Regions from separate parts of the Homo sapiens genome. Here region 2 is linked to region 1. Evidence: chromatin loops called from intact Hi-C (ENCODE). Cell type or tissue: sigmoid colon. All regions are shown on one strand.

Region 1 (8,000 bases):
AGTTGATTATATACCAGTTCAAGGGCTGTGACCTATGGTTTGGCTAGATGGCCAGGAACCTAGAAGTAATGTGATTGGAAAATTGTCTTCCCACATAAGCTACCATGATCCCGTAAAGAATCATGCTTGCTTTTGCACCAATGATTCCCCCAACAACCGAAGTAATATCTGATGCATGTTCGGTACTCAAAGAAATATGTGTGAACATCATGAATCAGTTAATGGACAAACCCACTCTAATCTGGCTTCCTTCCAAATCATGCACATGAAACTGTTGCATGTTTCCAAATCCAATAGACACATTTCTCTATACATGTTATTCCATTTCCCAATTAGTCCACAATTCACTCTTTGAAACTCTCCTCTTTTGGCTTTCATGAGACCACTCTTTCCAGATTTTTCCCTGGTTCCACTGTGTTTTCTTTTATTAGATACTCTTTATAGGCTCCTCATTGTCTCGATATGATTACATTTTGAGTGGCCCAGAGATGGATCCTGGGCATTCACTCTCCTTAGGCAACCCATGCAATCTATGCCAGGCTTGACATGTTGCTTCAGTATAGAAACTGCCATGAACAAATCAGTTAGAGGGTGGGGACGATTTCTGACTTTTCCATTTCAAATGAAATTTCTGGTTAGATACTTGAGACTTCAGAATAGATGAAATGATTTATTCATGTGCAAGGTGGAATACTGGGAAACCCCATATCAAGTTCATAGTCTTGCCTTAGGGGCTTTGTGATATTCTCAAGCTGTAGTTGCCTGCCCTCCTAGCCTGAATATTGTACTTTTTCTCTGCCCAGTCTTGCCACCTAGTCTTCCTCTGATCTGTCACTTGCCCACTCCCAGTGCCTTTGTTCTCACACTACACCCTCTTTGTACCTCCTATCTGCAAAATCTATTATGTACTTTCTGCAGGCACACACAGGCAGTGTACAGCAACAAGGTAATCATGCGTGAGAAACAGAAGCGCAATTAACATCTGCACATTTTATCATATGGCCACAAATCACCTCCCTGAATGGACTCAACTCGCATTTTTTCTGTCATTCATTCACCACTTCTGCATGCTCCCCTGCAGTAGCCACAGTGCCCTTTATTCAGAGGTTAGCCAAAGAAACCAGACTTGCCTCTGTGATGTACCATGACAGCAATGAAAAAGGAAGACCAACAGAAAACAAATGAGCTATAGTACATCCATTTCTCACACTCTCTTTCTGGCCAATTTAAACACTGCTGGATCTATAAATCAGGACCACATTTTGTAAAGTATATCATCTTAAAACACAGGGAAAAAAATTAAAGGCCAACCCTCCAGACAAAAATATTCAACTAGATGTTTACAGGCAGAGGATTCCACAGGTTTAAGACTCCCAGACATTTTTTCTTGGTAACAGATGTATTTTTCCCTATGCCTAATACCATCTCTCTATTAGTATAGTTAACAAGTGAAGGCAGGAAGAAATAAAAAGACTCTTGAGTAATTAATCTAGTTATTCTTTGTCTAGGTACCTGCCTGAGTAGATGTATCTCTCATAATTAGGAAGCTGATGACTTGGTGAGATGTGCCTTCGCCAATTTAATCAGCTAACACCCTTAGGATTTACAATCTAGAAAATAATGGGTAGTAATTTTTAAATGACCTAAATTATTATTTTATTTACTGCACCATTCCTGTTCATGTTTGTTGCAACTTATTCTGAACCACCTCAGCAGAAAGAAATGTAAATTATTTGCAAGTTCTGCTTGTGTCTAGCTCAGCTCCTGAAAACAAGGATATATAGCTCAGGGAGCTGACTTATGCCCTTCCTCCTACTTTAGCACTTAGTACAGAGAAGGACTGTTTTATGATCTGTTTTTCCAGATGGATAATGCAGGGCCAAGCTGCACCATGTTCCTAAGAGAAAGCCAAGAACATAAGTCACACAAGCCCTCAGGAAGAGAAGGAAAGAATGAGTGACAGTAGACCGCAGATGTGAGCAAATTCATGGAGGATGGAAACTGAATGAGGGAATGGTGGCTGGCTTAACTTAACAGAGGAAAGTGCATTCTAAATACCTATCATAAAAGCAACAAAGAGAATAAGCCTATCCACTCCACACTTTGGAACTGCCTGTTTAAAAGTTGATCCCCGGACCCCACCAAGTCTACAAGCTCCACCTCAAGGACAGAATGGAAACTGTATTCATCGAGGGGCTTTTAATTGACAAATAAAAATTGTATATATTTATCCATGTATAATATGAAGGTTTGAAATATGTATACACTGGGGAATGGCTAAATCAAGCTAACTAACATCTGCATTACCTCACATACTTATTTTTTGTGGTGAGAACACTTAAAATCTACTCTCTTAGTAATTTTCAAGAGTACAATATATTGTTATTAACTATAGTCACAATGTTGTCTAGCAGACCCTTCTCAGAATCTAACAAAATGTTTGGCTAGTAATAGGGGCTCAAAAAGTATTTGTGAGTGAAAAGAGTGAATATATTAATTAATTTGTTAATGTATTCACTGGCAGGTGTATTTACCTAATTCAGTCTTTAAAATAATGTTCTATATTCCAAGTTTTCCTTAGGGAGTTAACCCAATATTATAGCTTGATTGTTTACACAAGACCCATAAAACAAACTATAATAGCAATAGTCAACAAAGAGATGATATTGGCATAATATAATGCTATATTGGTTTTATTGTGCTGCCATAACAAATTACCAAAAATTTAGTATCTTAAAACAACACAAAGTTATTGTCTTATGGTTCTATAATTCTATATAATTCTATAATGTCTTATGGTTCTATAATATAAGGTCAGAAATTCAAATATGAGTCTCACTGCACTAAAGTTAAGATGTCAGTAGGAAGCCAGATGTGGTGGCACATGCCTATAATCCCAGCACTTTGGGAAGCCAAGGCGGGAGGAGTGCTTGAGCTCAAGAGTTCAAGACCAGCCTGTGCAACATAGTGAGACCTCAATGCTACTAAAAATAAAAAATAAAAACAAAGATGTCAACAGGGCTGAGCTCCTTTCTGGAGGCTCTGGAGAGAATGTTCCCTTGCTTTTTCCACCTTCCAAAAGCCACCCACCTTCCTTGGCTCCTGGCCCTTCCCTCCATCTTCAAAGTCAAAAACAACTGGTCAAGCCCTTCTTACAGTGCATCTCCCTGAGCCTGTTTTCATCATCACATCTCTCTCTGACCCAGCTAAAAAAGGTTCTTCTCCTTTAAGGACTCATGTGATTAGCTTGGACCCAACCAGATAATCCAAGGTAATCTCCTCATTCCAAGGTCCTTAACCTCAATCACATTTTCAAAGTTCTTTTGATGTGTAAGATGACATATTCACAGATTCCAGGGATTAGGACCTGGACATCTTTTGGGAACTTCATCAATGGGACTAGACTTCCAGTCCAGAACCATTGTGTTGTACCAGGTAAATGTCCTTGTCACCTCTTGGAAAGGTCCGGTTCCCCTGTAGCAATTTCAGTGTCAGTCACGCTGATCTTGGGAGGGAAATTCTCCCACAGCTAAATCATCAAATATCACCTCAGGGTAAGCCCCCAAATATTCCCCTCATAACAAGGCTTAATCTGTCTTCAATCATAATCACCTAACGGATTCTTTCATCCAGATGTGTCAAGCTGACCCATTTTTCTCAAAGAGGTAAAGAAACTAACCATGTAGAACAATACACCTGCTAAAACACACTGAAAATGAAAAAAAAAAAAAGAAAAATGTAAATTAGCTTTCAGAAGAAATCCTTTCAATTCATGCTTCATTGGAATGGTATCTTTCCACTACTAAAGGTCATTTATCAATCCAGTTTTTTTATAAAGGTTTTCTTTTCAGTTTGGTGATGGTTATTTTTCTCACTTCTGCCCTTGGCTTTTCTCTTATCCCACCATGCAGAAGGAGCTGGTGGGCTTTTATTGTTCTGTCTTCCACCATTATTGGAGAATATTACTCTCAATCCCAACATTCCTGGGAGTAAATTCGTCTTCCCTCACAACCTGGTCTTCCTTGCCTTCTATATCTCCACAGCTCCTGCTGCTGTAGGATTGTATTCAGACAAGCCCTGGTTGGTTGAGTTATTGTTACTGTTCCAACATCATGACACCTGCAGTCAAAAGAGGGCCCAAGACATTTATTAATGTGCACCTCTGAAGAAATAGCACCAGAGTGTTTTTCAAATGCCTATAAGCTTTACTTGAGAATTGACTGTTTATTCCAAACTAAGGTTCTTTCTTTGATTCTTCAAGGTTTGAGAGATCATGTTAGAGCTCACGTTAGATTGCTCCATGACACATTGTTCTTATCTAGGATATGCTGCTGCTCAACCTTCTATGAAACTGAGTTTTGAGCAGCTGTAAACAATTAAGGGGACATTTCCAGGGAGAAGGGGGATGTGTAATTCCAGAATAAAACTTAAATCACTCTATTTGTTATACTAATTTTCCCAGGTAAACAGTATTATGAAATACTGCCAGTTGGAAATTTTCATTTCCCAGCATTGAGAAACATTCAAAATATGGGAGAAATCCTCCTACTAGGAAGTTTATTAACAAAGTTTTATTAAGATGTTTAAATAAAATTCCAAATTATCACATAAGTCAAACATTAAGTGACGGTTTACAAGTAGATGTTAAAATTTCCTGGGTAACCTTAGTGCTAAAACTAGTGACTCATTCTTCCTTTCTCTGACAGACACACAAGATCTGGGTCCTCTCAGCTTTCCCGAGACATTGCTGCAAATTATATATTCGGTCCTCTCCCACACTCAGCCACATTCTTCACTGGGTAGCTGTCCCATTCTTTCCATAGAACACCCTCTGGCACTCCATATACTAGACCTTGGAAGTGGCCAGGAAAACCTCCCTCGAGCCCCTCAGCTGCACACTAACTTTCCTCTCCACTAACAGTGACTCTGGCTTCAGTTGCATAGGTTTTGATCTTTTCCCTTCCCAGATACTAGAAGGGCATGGGTCACCTACTGATTTTTGCTTACCATGCTTCCTTTCCACTGGAGGCCCTCATCACCTACATTCCTTTCATTGTAACCATCAGAAAGGCAATTTATTCATAATTTCTTTCACTGGTGGTCACAGTTTTGTTTCTCCTCCTCCACCATCCTGCCCAATAATATGTAATTCTATGCTTTCATCAGTGACTTTCTATCCTGTTTCAATATTTTTTTGATCCACAGTCTCATTTTCCTATTACACCTCCTACATTCATGGCTGTGAGCTTACGCAGGTATTATGGTAGCATCACATAGCAAATAATGATAGGCACAAAATCCATGCTGAAAAATAGAAAGTTTTAGTTGCTGTAATTGCTGCTGGTTATGCAGAAGGGTAGGCACACAGAAGACTATTTACCTTTACTTCTAAGCAACAACTAGAGCATCTCTAGAGTCAATCAATGTCTTATCTTACTCTTAACTGGCTTGCAATAACAAGACAATATTTCAAATAGTGAATAAGGCAGCTCCTTTTTAGGTCCACTGAAATATGGATCTAAAAAGCTATAAAGCTCATTAATTAATCACAATTATCTTCACCTTTTCTATTCATGCAGCGATTCCTTGTTTGAAGGCTTTATCATGTGTCATAAAACCAAAGCCAATTTAAAAATAAAAGCACGTTGTTCATTACTATATAATTTCTAGGAAATACGTGATTGATAACCTATAGTACTTACCACTGTGCCTAACACAGAGTGAGCTTCTCAATAAATGGCTATTGAATGGATGGATGAGTTAATGTGGGAAGAAGGTAATAAAACTTATTTCCATATACTGCACATGACAGTTCATCCATTACTTCAAAGTCAGAACATATATGCTGTTTCTTGAATGAATGCCCAGCATTTTGAAAAGAAGTAGATAACTGAATGTAGATCAAGGTAAAATCCAGCAGTGATGACACACCTCCATGCCATTTGGCTCCATTTTTCGTCTGCCTGTCACAGCTCCCAACCATCGTGTCAGAACTCATTCTGTCTTCCTTATTGAAACTATTATTCATAGTCAAGGTATCTGCAACAAAAAACAAACAGGGAAATCAAATGTTTTGCATTCATTCCTCTTGGAGACAGCTCACAAGTCAATCTTTCTACTTTCACCTCCGCAAACTCTTTACCAATCAGCACCTCTCCCACTGTGCCTTAGAAAATCTTTTCCCACCCTGATTTGGAGAAATACAAATCTCAATGTTGAATGGAATACCAAAGGGCAAAATAAATACAGCTCTGATTCTGTATGGGGTGGCATCGTACTTTTTTTGGCTTCATAAATTCTCTCAACTGCAGAGAAGAAGCAGAACCAAAGCTGAGATTCACAGACTTGAAATTCTCTGTCTTAACTCAGGTATTGACCCTGTTTTAGAGAGGAAAGTCCAGAAGCTTTGGTCAATTTGTCATCATTTGCATTCTTGGGAGAATGGGGGAATCCATTTGGCATAGGCATCCAGGGACTTGAACCTTCTCTGTGGAAATGTGGTGGGTATAGTTTGGGCCAGAATCCCAGGTTCAAACAAGTAAGTCTTACTTTTAGATTCGAAATCTTCCTGTTTATAACAGTAATAAGAAATGATAGGGATGAGTGACAATATCATATTATATGACCCCCCTCCTTACTTGAAACTGTGTCTGGGTTAGACCTAATCTAGATTTTTAGATGCCTGCAATAGGTTATGCGGAGCCGGTTTTTATAACATTGATTCCACAATGCTAATTGCTTCACCAAGCATCATAAGGATAAGGCCACTTGCTTGCTTCTTTCTCAATCAACAACATGCAACAAGAATGCCCCTGTCCTGTCCTCCAACTAAACTATGTACTCTAATAATGTAAGAAAGATACATAAACATCTCCTAAAAAAGGTCAGATGAGATAAAGACAGTTTGTTTCAGTTTAGCTAGAGTCACCATCAGTTTTAACTCATCTAAGGACTAAAAACCAGAATGCTTTTACAGCCTTTCATCAACAGCAAAGAACAATTTAGTCTGAAGAGACACAATTTACAGATTGTTAACTGCAGTTTCACATAATCTTTTTGAAAATTTGCAAGATTGTAGCGGAAAAAAAGTAAATAGCCCTATGATTAAAGTTACATTGCCAGTGTTTGATTCTAAAGGGACCAATGTTCAAAAGCTGCTATGGATCCCATGCTGGAAGGTGAGGTACTCAATGTACAAAGCACTTGCCTCTCCCCTCATCTCACCACCATCACTAACATACCCAGGATTATGGGTTGGCCTCTGTGGCTATGAGCAAGCCACCAGCCCAACTGCTGCCATGTTCTCTTCTGCAAAGGAACTATCCACAGAGACTAGCACTCAGTGTACTTCAAAAATGAAAGGATAAACTTAGCCTTAGGACGCCTATCCACATGCCAGGCTGGGAACACCCACATGTAAATCATGCTTCCAAATCAGCATTTCACTCCAGTGCCTGCATGCCCTTTAATTGTTCCTGACTTCTATCCTTCAAATCTGGTGCAGCCTCCTATGCCTGTGGGTGGTAGAGTTTTTCTGTCTCTGCCACAGCCAGAGCCTCTCAGAACATTAGACCAAATCTGGCCAGTGGGTTATTGTTCATGGAAAACAACTATGCGTCTCTGAAGACAAAAACCACAAGCTATTTTCTAATCACTGAATAAATTGAGGAAAAGTAACAGCCTCTCCTAGATAAATGCAATTCATCTCCCTAACAGCTCTGGGAAATGCTCCATCTCTGTGCAGAACTCAGTCTTTACATGCCACACAGTATGTGATAACCATAGGGAAAATGTAAAAAAAAAAAAAAAAAAAAAAAAAAATGACCACATTCCTCTGGGTTGCTAGTGCCTCCCTCAAAATTCTCTTTCACCTGCTACTCCTAGGTCTCTATGGTCAGCTAATAGTTTTTTAATCCCACTCTTGAATGGCAAACATACAGCTCCCAGCCTTACTTTATGAACTTATATTTACAGATATATTTTGTCTTTCATTGATTTTC
Region 2 (8,000 bases), 210 kb before region 1:
AGCTAGCAATCTGCAAGCTCTGCCTTAGAGTAACAGAAAAGAAAGGAGAACCCAACAGAGAGAAGCACCAGAGCAGAAGGCAGAGGATGAGGCTCATTCCTGCCTCTGCCTTACAGTGGACTTTGGGTAAATCATGTTACTTCTCTGAGCTTCAAAACCCCTACCCCCAAATTACAGTCTTGAGGCAGATGATCTCTAAAACATGCCACCTCCAACATTCTATGATGTTGCAGGAAGTCAGGGACCCCAAACAGAGGGACCAGCTGAAGCCATGGCAGAAGAATGTGGATTGTGAAGATTTCATGGACATTTATTAGTTCCCCAAATTAATACTTTAATAATTTCTTATGCCTGTCTTTACTGCAATCTCTAAACACAAATTATAAAGATTTCATGGACACTTATCACTTCCCCAATCAATACCCTTGTGATTTCCTGTGCCTGTCTTTACTTTAATCTCTTAATCCTGTCAGCTGAGTAAGATGTATGTCGCCTCAGGACCCTGTAATAATTGCATTAACTGCACAAATTGTACAGCATGTGTGTTTGAGCAATATGAAATCTGGGCACCTTTAAAAAGGAACAGGATAACAGCAATTGTTCAGGGAATAAGAGAGATAACCCTAAACTCTGACCGCCAGTAAGCCGGGCGGAACAGAGCCATATTTCTCTTCTTTCAAAAGCAAATGGGAGAAATATCGCTGAATTCTTTTTCTCAGCAAGTAACATCCCTGGGAAAGAGAATACGTGCCTGGGGGTGGGTCTCTAAACAGCCCCCCCTGGGCGTGGCCGTCTTTTATGGTTGAGGCTGTAGGGGTGAAATAGACCCCAGTCTCCCATAGTGCTCCCAGGCTTACTAGGAAGAGGAAATTCCCACCTAATAATTTTGGTCAGACCGGTTGCTCTCAAAACTCTGTCTCCTGATAAGATGTTATCAATGACAATGGTGCCCGAAACTTCATTAGCAATTTTAATTTCACCCCAGTCCTGTGTTCCTGTGATCTTGCCCTGCCTCCACTTGCCTTGTGATATTCTATTACCTTGTAAAGTACTTGATGTCTGTGACCACACCTATTCACCCACTCCCTCTCCTTTTGAAAATCCCTAATAAAAACTTGCTGGTTTTTGCAGCTTGTGGGGCATCGTGGAACCTACCGACATGTGATGTCTCCCCCTGATGCCCAGCTTTAAAATAAATCTCTTTTGTACTCTGTCCCTTTATTTCTCAAGCCGGCCAACACTTAGGGAAAATAGGAAAGAACCTACCTGAATATCGGGGCAGGTTCCCCGACACTATGAGCCTAACAAGCTCAGGAGACATAGCAGATTAAATCAAGAGAGAATATTAAAAATAGAGAAAGGATGTCTAAACAAGAAAGAGCCAAGGAGGTAGGACAGGTGAGAAGAGAAAGAGTGGGGGAAACAGAGTGAAGAATGAGGAGATCCACAATGAAGAAAGCTCATGGATGATAAGACCAGATCAGTCTGTTCTTCTGGGATGCTATTAAATAAAGTAAAATATAAATAAGATTATAGTTAAAAATTATTTGCATATTTTTCTTCTTCAACTTAAAGTTAAGGACAGGACACAGTGGTTCATGTCTGCAATCCCAGCACTTTGGGAGGTTGAGGCAGGAGAATTGCTTGAGGCCAGGAGTTTGAGACAAGCCTGGGAAATACAGTGAGATCCCATCTCTACAAAAAAATTCAAACATTAGCTAGGTGTGGTGATGCACGCCTTTAGTTATAGTTACTCAGTAGGCTGAGACAGGAGGATTGCATGAGCCCAAAGGTTCAGGCTGCAGTGAGCTATGATCATGCCACTGCACTCCAGCCTGAGCAACAGAGCAATACCTCTAAAAAATAAGAAATAAGTAATAAAATATAAGGTTAAAGAATTAAGACAACAAAGTCAAACAGATGACTAAAGATATGGTATAAACATAGAGCAGGCAATGTCAAATACAACTTTTGCTGGTAAACTGAAGAAATCAGCAATAGGGTATCAGAATTTGGGGATGAAGTTTACAGGGAATGAAAGAAAAATCCGCAAAAACATCCTGGCCAATCTAAGAAAAAAAATCTATGCCCTTCTGGCTTAGAATCAGGATCTGAAGATCCTTCACATGGGCAAAAATGTCTCCTGTCACTGAGCCATCACTCTGAATTGCGCAGTTTTTCCTCAGAAATTGTTTTGGCAAGATGGAAAAGAAATTGTGGGCTAAAAACCAGCCATGGAATGCTCAGAACTGAATTTATTCTGAGAATTTATTGCTTTTTGAAATGCATTTGTCTGGAAACATTTTGAAGCAAGCTGCCTGGAAACTGGGAGTTAAGCAGATGCTCCCCACCCACCCCGACATCCCTAATTGCCCAGGAAAGCCTATCCACCTCCTTCTGGGAATGAAGCAAACTTAAACATGTCTGAAATACACTAAAAGCCAAGACTTCACCACAGTGCGATATATGCATGTAACAAAATTGCACTTGTGGGAGAGGGGTGGAAAGCTCCAATGATCCTATGTCCTGTAAGGACACCAAGTTAACAACTATGTACACACACACACACACACACACACACACACACAAATCACCTTTATAAGAACCAAAAATCAGGTGAGCCCTCACAGCACCTAGTTTTAACTTCATATCCCTGAAAGAGACACTGAAGAGGGTAGGAAAGACTCCTGAGTCACAGATGCCACCCCTCCCCCATCTGCTAGCAACATCTGCATGGTGTGAAGAAAGAATCTGTGCATTTGGAAGAGTTTAAGCACAACAATCGTGAGACTTTGCATTGAACTCAATCGTGCCCTGTCACAGCAGAAAGCAAAACCAGGCTGAACTCAGCTGATGCCCACTCATGGAAGGAACATTTAAACCAGCCCTAGCCAGAAGGGAATTACCCATCCCAGCAATTAGAACTTGACTTCTGGCAAGCCTCACTACTTCGGGCTAAAGTACTCTGGGGCTCTAAATAAACTTGAAAGGCAGTCTAGGACACAAGTACTACAACTCCTAGGCAAGTTCTAGTGCTAAACTGGGCTCAGAGCCAGTGAATTTGGCGAGCACATGACCTAGTGAGACATCAGCTGGGCTGGCTAAAGTAGTGCTTGTGTGACTCCTTCCCCAACCCCAGGCTGCACAGTTCATGGCTCCAAAAAACACCCCTTCCTTTCACTTCAGGAGAGGGGAGAGAGTAAAGAGAACTTTGTCTTGCACCTTGGATACCAGCTCAGTCACAACAGGATAAAGAACCAGTCAGAGTCATGAGGCCTCCTTTCCAGACCCTAGTTCTCAGATGGCATTTCTAGACATACCCAGGGCCATAAAGGAACCAGCAGCATTAAACAAAAAGACCAAGTCCCAGCACAATCCATCACCTGCTAACTGAAGAGCCCCTGGGCCCTGAATAACCAGAAGTAATACCCAGATAGTACCTGATGGGCCTTGGGTAAGACTCTGAGACTCGCTGGCTTTAGGTGAGACTCCGCACATTCCCAGTTGTGGTGGTTACAGGAAGAGACTCCTGCTTGAGAAAAGCAGACAGAAAAGTAAAGGTTACTTTGTCTCATACCTTAAGTGCCAGCTTGGCCACAGGGGGTAGAGCACCAAATGGGCTCTTGGGGTCCACAATTCTAGGCTGTGGCTCTTGGATGGCATTTCTGGACCTGCTCTGGGCCACAGAGAAGGCCAATCCCTTGAAGGGTGAGTCCCAGGGAAAGCAGCATTCAGCACAAGCTGACTAAAGAGCCTTTGGGCCTCAAGGGAACATCAGCAGTAGCCTGGCAATACTCCTCATGGGTCTGTGGCGGCAGTGGCCATGGGGTGAGGATTCTCTGTTTGTAGAAAGAGGAAGGAGGAGTGGGAAGGACTGCATCTTGTGGTTTGAGTACCAGCTCTGCTACAGTACACTAGAACACCAAGTAGACTTCCATGGTTTTTAACTCCAGTCCCTGGCTCCCAGATGGCACCTCTGGACCTGACAAGGGGCATAGGGGAACTCTCTGCCCTGAAGGAAAGTACACAAGGCTGGATGGCTTCATCACCTGCTGATTATAGAGCCCTAGGACATTGAGCGAACATAGGCAGTAGCCAGGTAGTGGTTACAGTGGGCCTTGGGTGAGACCCAGTGCTGTGCTGGCTTCAGGTCTGATCCACTGCAATCCCAGTGGTGGAGGTCACAGGGATGCTTGTATCACCTCACCACCACCCACTCAAAGCAGCTCAGAACAGAGAGAGAGAGAGACTCTGTTCGTTTGGGAGAAAGTAAAAGAGAAAAACAGTCTCTGCCTGGTAATCCAGAGATCTCTTCCAGATCTTATCCAAGACTATCAAGGCAGCACATCTATGAGTCTGCAAAAATCACAGTGTTAGTGGGCACAGGCCCCCAATGCATATATGGCTGAAACCACAACACCCAAGTCCTTTCAAATACCTGCAAAGCCTTCCCAAGGAGGATGATTACAAACAAGTCCAGACTGCAAAGACTGTAATACATACATAATTTTTCAATGCCTAGTCACAGATGAATATCCACAAGCAACAAGACCATCCAGGAAAACATGGCCTCACCAAATGAGCTAAATAAGTCACCAGGCACCAACCCTGGAGAAACAAAAATATGTTACCCTTCAGGCAAAGAACTCAAAATAAGTTCTGAGGAAATTCAAGATCATACAGAGAAGAAATTTAGAATTCTATCAAATAAATTTAACAAAGAGATTGAAATAATTAAAAAGAATCAAGCAGAAATTTTGGAGTTGAAAAATGCAATTGACATACTGAAGAATGCATCAGAGTGTTTCAATGGCAGAATTGATCAAACAGAAAAAAGAATTAGTGAGCCTGAAGGCAGGCTATTTGAAAATACACAGAGTAGACAAAAGAAAAAAGAATTAAAAAAAAATAAAGCATGCCTACAGGGTCTAGAAAATAGCCTCAAAGGGACAAATCTAAGAGTTATTAAGAGGAGGTAGAGAAAGAGATAAGGGTAGAAAGTTTATCCAAAGGGATAATAACAGAGAGCTTCTCAAACATAGAGAAAGATATCAATCAAAGGAAAGTTATTAAGCACCAAGCAGATTTAACCCAAAGAAGACTACCTCAAGGCATTTAATAAACTCCCAAAGATCAAGGATAAAGAAGGGATCCTAAAAGCAGCAAGAGAAAAGATACAAATAACATACAATAGAGCTCCAGCACATCTGGCAGCAGACTTTTCAGTGGAAACCTTACAGGCCAGGAGAGAGTGGCATGATATATTTAAGATGTTGAAGGAAGATACTCTTACCCTAAAATAGTGTATCTGGCAAAAATATCCTTCAAAGATGAAGGAGAAATAAAGAATTTCCTACGCACAAAAAAAAGCTGAGAGATTACATCACTCAGACCTGTCTTGCAAGAAATGCAATCAGAAGGAAAAAGGTGTTAATAAGCAATAAGAAATTATTTGGAGATACAAATCTCACTGGTAATAGTATGCACACAGAAAAACAGAATATTACAAAATTGTAATTGGTGAGTAAACCCTTCATCTTAAATAGAAGGACTAAACAATGAACCAAGGAAAAATAGTAACTAAAACAACTTTTCAAGACATAGTACAATGCTACAATAAGATGCAAATGGAAACAACAAAAGGTTAAAAAGTACAGGGGTGAAGTTAAGGTGTAGAGTTTTTATTAACTTTCTTTGTGCTTCTTTATTAATTTGTTTATGCAAACAGTGTTAAGTTGTCACCAGCTTAAAATAATGAGTAACAAGATAGTGTCTGCAAGCCTCATGGTAATGTCAAATCAAAATATACAATGGATATTCAAAAAATAGAAAACAAGAAATTAAATAATACCAGCAGAGAAAATCTTCACTAAAAGGAACAGAGGAAAAAAAGGAAAGAAGGAAAAGAAGACCAGAAAACAAATAACAAAATGGAAGATGTAAGCACTTATTAATAATGACATTGAATTTCAATGGGCTAAGCTCTTCAGTCAAAAGACATAGAATGGTTGAATGGAATAAAAAACAAGATCCAATGATTTGTTACCTACAAGAAACACATTTTACCCATAAAGACACACACAGACTGAAAATAAAGGGATAGAAAAAATTTCAAGCCAATGGAAACAAAAAAGAGCAAGAGTAGCTATACTTAAACCACATAAAATAGATTTCAAGACAAAAGCTGTAAAAAAAAGATGAAGATGGTCATTACATAATGATAAAGGGGTCAATTCAGCAAGAGGATTCAACTGTAAATATATATGCATCCAACACTGAAGCACTCCGATATATAAAGTAAATATTATTAGAAAGAAAGAGAGAGACAGATCCCAATACAGTAAGAGCTGGAGACTTCGACACTACTTGCAGCATTGGACAGATCTCCCAATGGAAAATCAACATAGAAACATTGAACTTAATCTACACTGTAAACCAAATGGATCTAATAGATATTTACAGAACATTTCAGCCATAGGCTGCAGAATACACATTCTTCTCCTCAGCACATAGATTATTCTCAAGCATAGACCATATATTAGGTCACAAAACAAGTCTTAAAACATTCAAAAAATTAAAGTAATATCAAGTATCTTCTTAGACCACAATGAAGTTAAACTAGAAATTAATAATAAGGAAATTGGAATACTATACAAACACATGGAAATTAAACAATATGCTTCTGAATAACCAGTGGATCAATGAAAAAATTAAAAAGGAAATTTTAAAATTTCTGAAAACCAATGAAAATGGAAACATAACACACCAAAACCTATGGGTTACAGTGAAAGCAGTAATAAGTGGAAGGCTTATAGCTATAAGTGACTATATCAAAAAAAGGAAAAATTCAAAGAAATAACTTAACAATGGATCTTAAAGAACTGGAAAAATAAGAGCAAACCAAACCCAAAATTAGTAGAAGAAATGATAGAGATCAGAAAAAAAAATTAACTTGGCTTGAAGAAAACAATACAAAAAATCAATGAAAATAAAAGTTGGTTTTTTGAAGAAATAAATGATTTTGAAAAACCTTTAGCTAGACTAAGAAAAAAGAAAGACAACCCAAATAAATAAAATCAGAGATTAAAACTGAGACATTACAACTGATACTGTACAAATTCAAAAGATCATTAGTGGCTACTGCGGACAACTATATGCAGAAAACCTTGAAGAAATGAATAAATTCTTAGACATACACAACCTACCAAAATTGAACCATGGCAATCTCCAAAACCTGAACAGACCAGTAGCAAGTAATGAGATAAAAGTCATAAAAAAAATCCCCCAGTAAAGAAAAGCCCAGGATCTGATGGCTTCCCTGCTGAATTCTACCAAACATTTAAAGAAGAATTAATACCAGTCCCCCTCCAAATATTCAAAAAAATACAGGAAGAGGGCATACTTCCAAACCCATTCTACAAGGCCAATATTACTCTGATACCAAAACCAGAAAAAGACACATTTAAAAAAGAAAACTATAGGCTATTGTCACTGATGAACATTAATGCAAAAATCCTCAATGAAATACTAGCAAATCAACTTCAACAAAACATTAAAAAGATCATCCATCATGACCAAGTGGGATTTATCCCAAGGATGCAAGGATGATTTAACATACACAAATCAATCAATGCGATACATCATATCAATGAAATGAAGGACAAAACCATGTGATCATATCAATTAATACTGAAAAATCATTTGATGAAATTCAACATACCTTTATGAAACAAAAACTCAAAAACTAGACATATAGAAGCAATATACCTCGATATAATAAAGGCCATATGCAACAGATCCATAGCTAGTATCATATTGAATCAGGAAAAACTGAAAGCCTTTCTTCTAAGATCTGGAACACGACATCCTTACTCCCTCCACTTCTGAACAATTATTTCGTCAATGTAGATCTGAAAGAAAGACAAACTTGGAAACTAAAATGAATAGTCTGCCACTTCAATCCCAGCCCCAACAGTTTTTACTAATTTGTTGTTGCTATT

What was found. Hi-C counts contacts between places; a loop is a spot of excess contacts. Peaks named below come from ENCODE experiments on the same cell type or tissue, not always from the same donor. Only the 100,000 strongest peaks of a DNase experiment are listed, where the experiment ranks them.
Region 2: a loop joins it to region 1, with 4 times the contacts of the local background. A loop is called at or near these places in 3 of 110 quality-filtered maps.

The regions. Positions count from the first base shown.
Region 1 is chr3:101,992,600-102,000,599 of GRCh38, reverse strand. RDUR (RIG-I dependent antiviral response regulator RNA) reads right to left here. Exons shown (of 4, transcript NR_026934.1): 3 at 5,703-6,039; 4 at 2,674-4,119. Among named protein-coding and RNA genes, the nearest start is that of RDUR, 56 kb to the right of the region's middle. In sigmoid colon, no CTCF peak of the experiment used is centred here; no DNase peak of the experiment used is centred here; H3K27ac peaks cover 320 bases.
Region 2 is chr3:102,201,677-102,209,676 of GRCh38, reverse strand. No RefSeq gene overlaps it. Among named protein-coding and RNA genes, the nearest start is that of ZPLD1, 230 kb to the left of the region's middle. In sigmoid colon, no CTCF peak of the experiment used is centred here; DNase peaks (open chromatin) are centred at 2,726 and 3,056.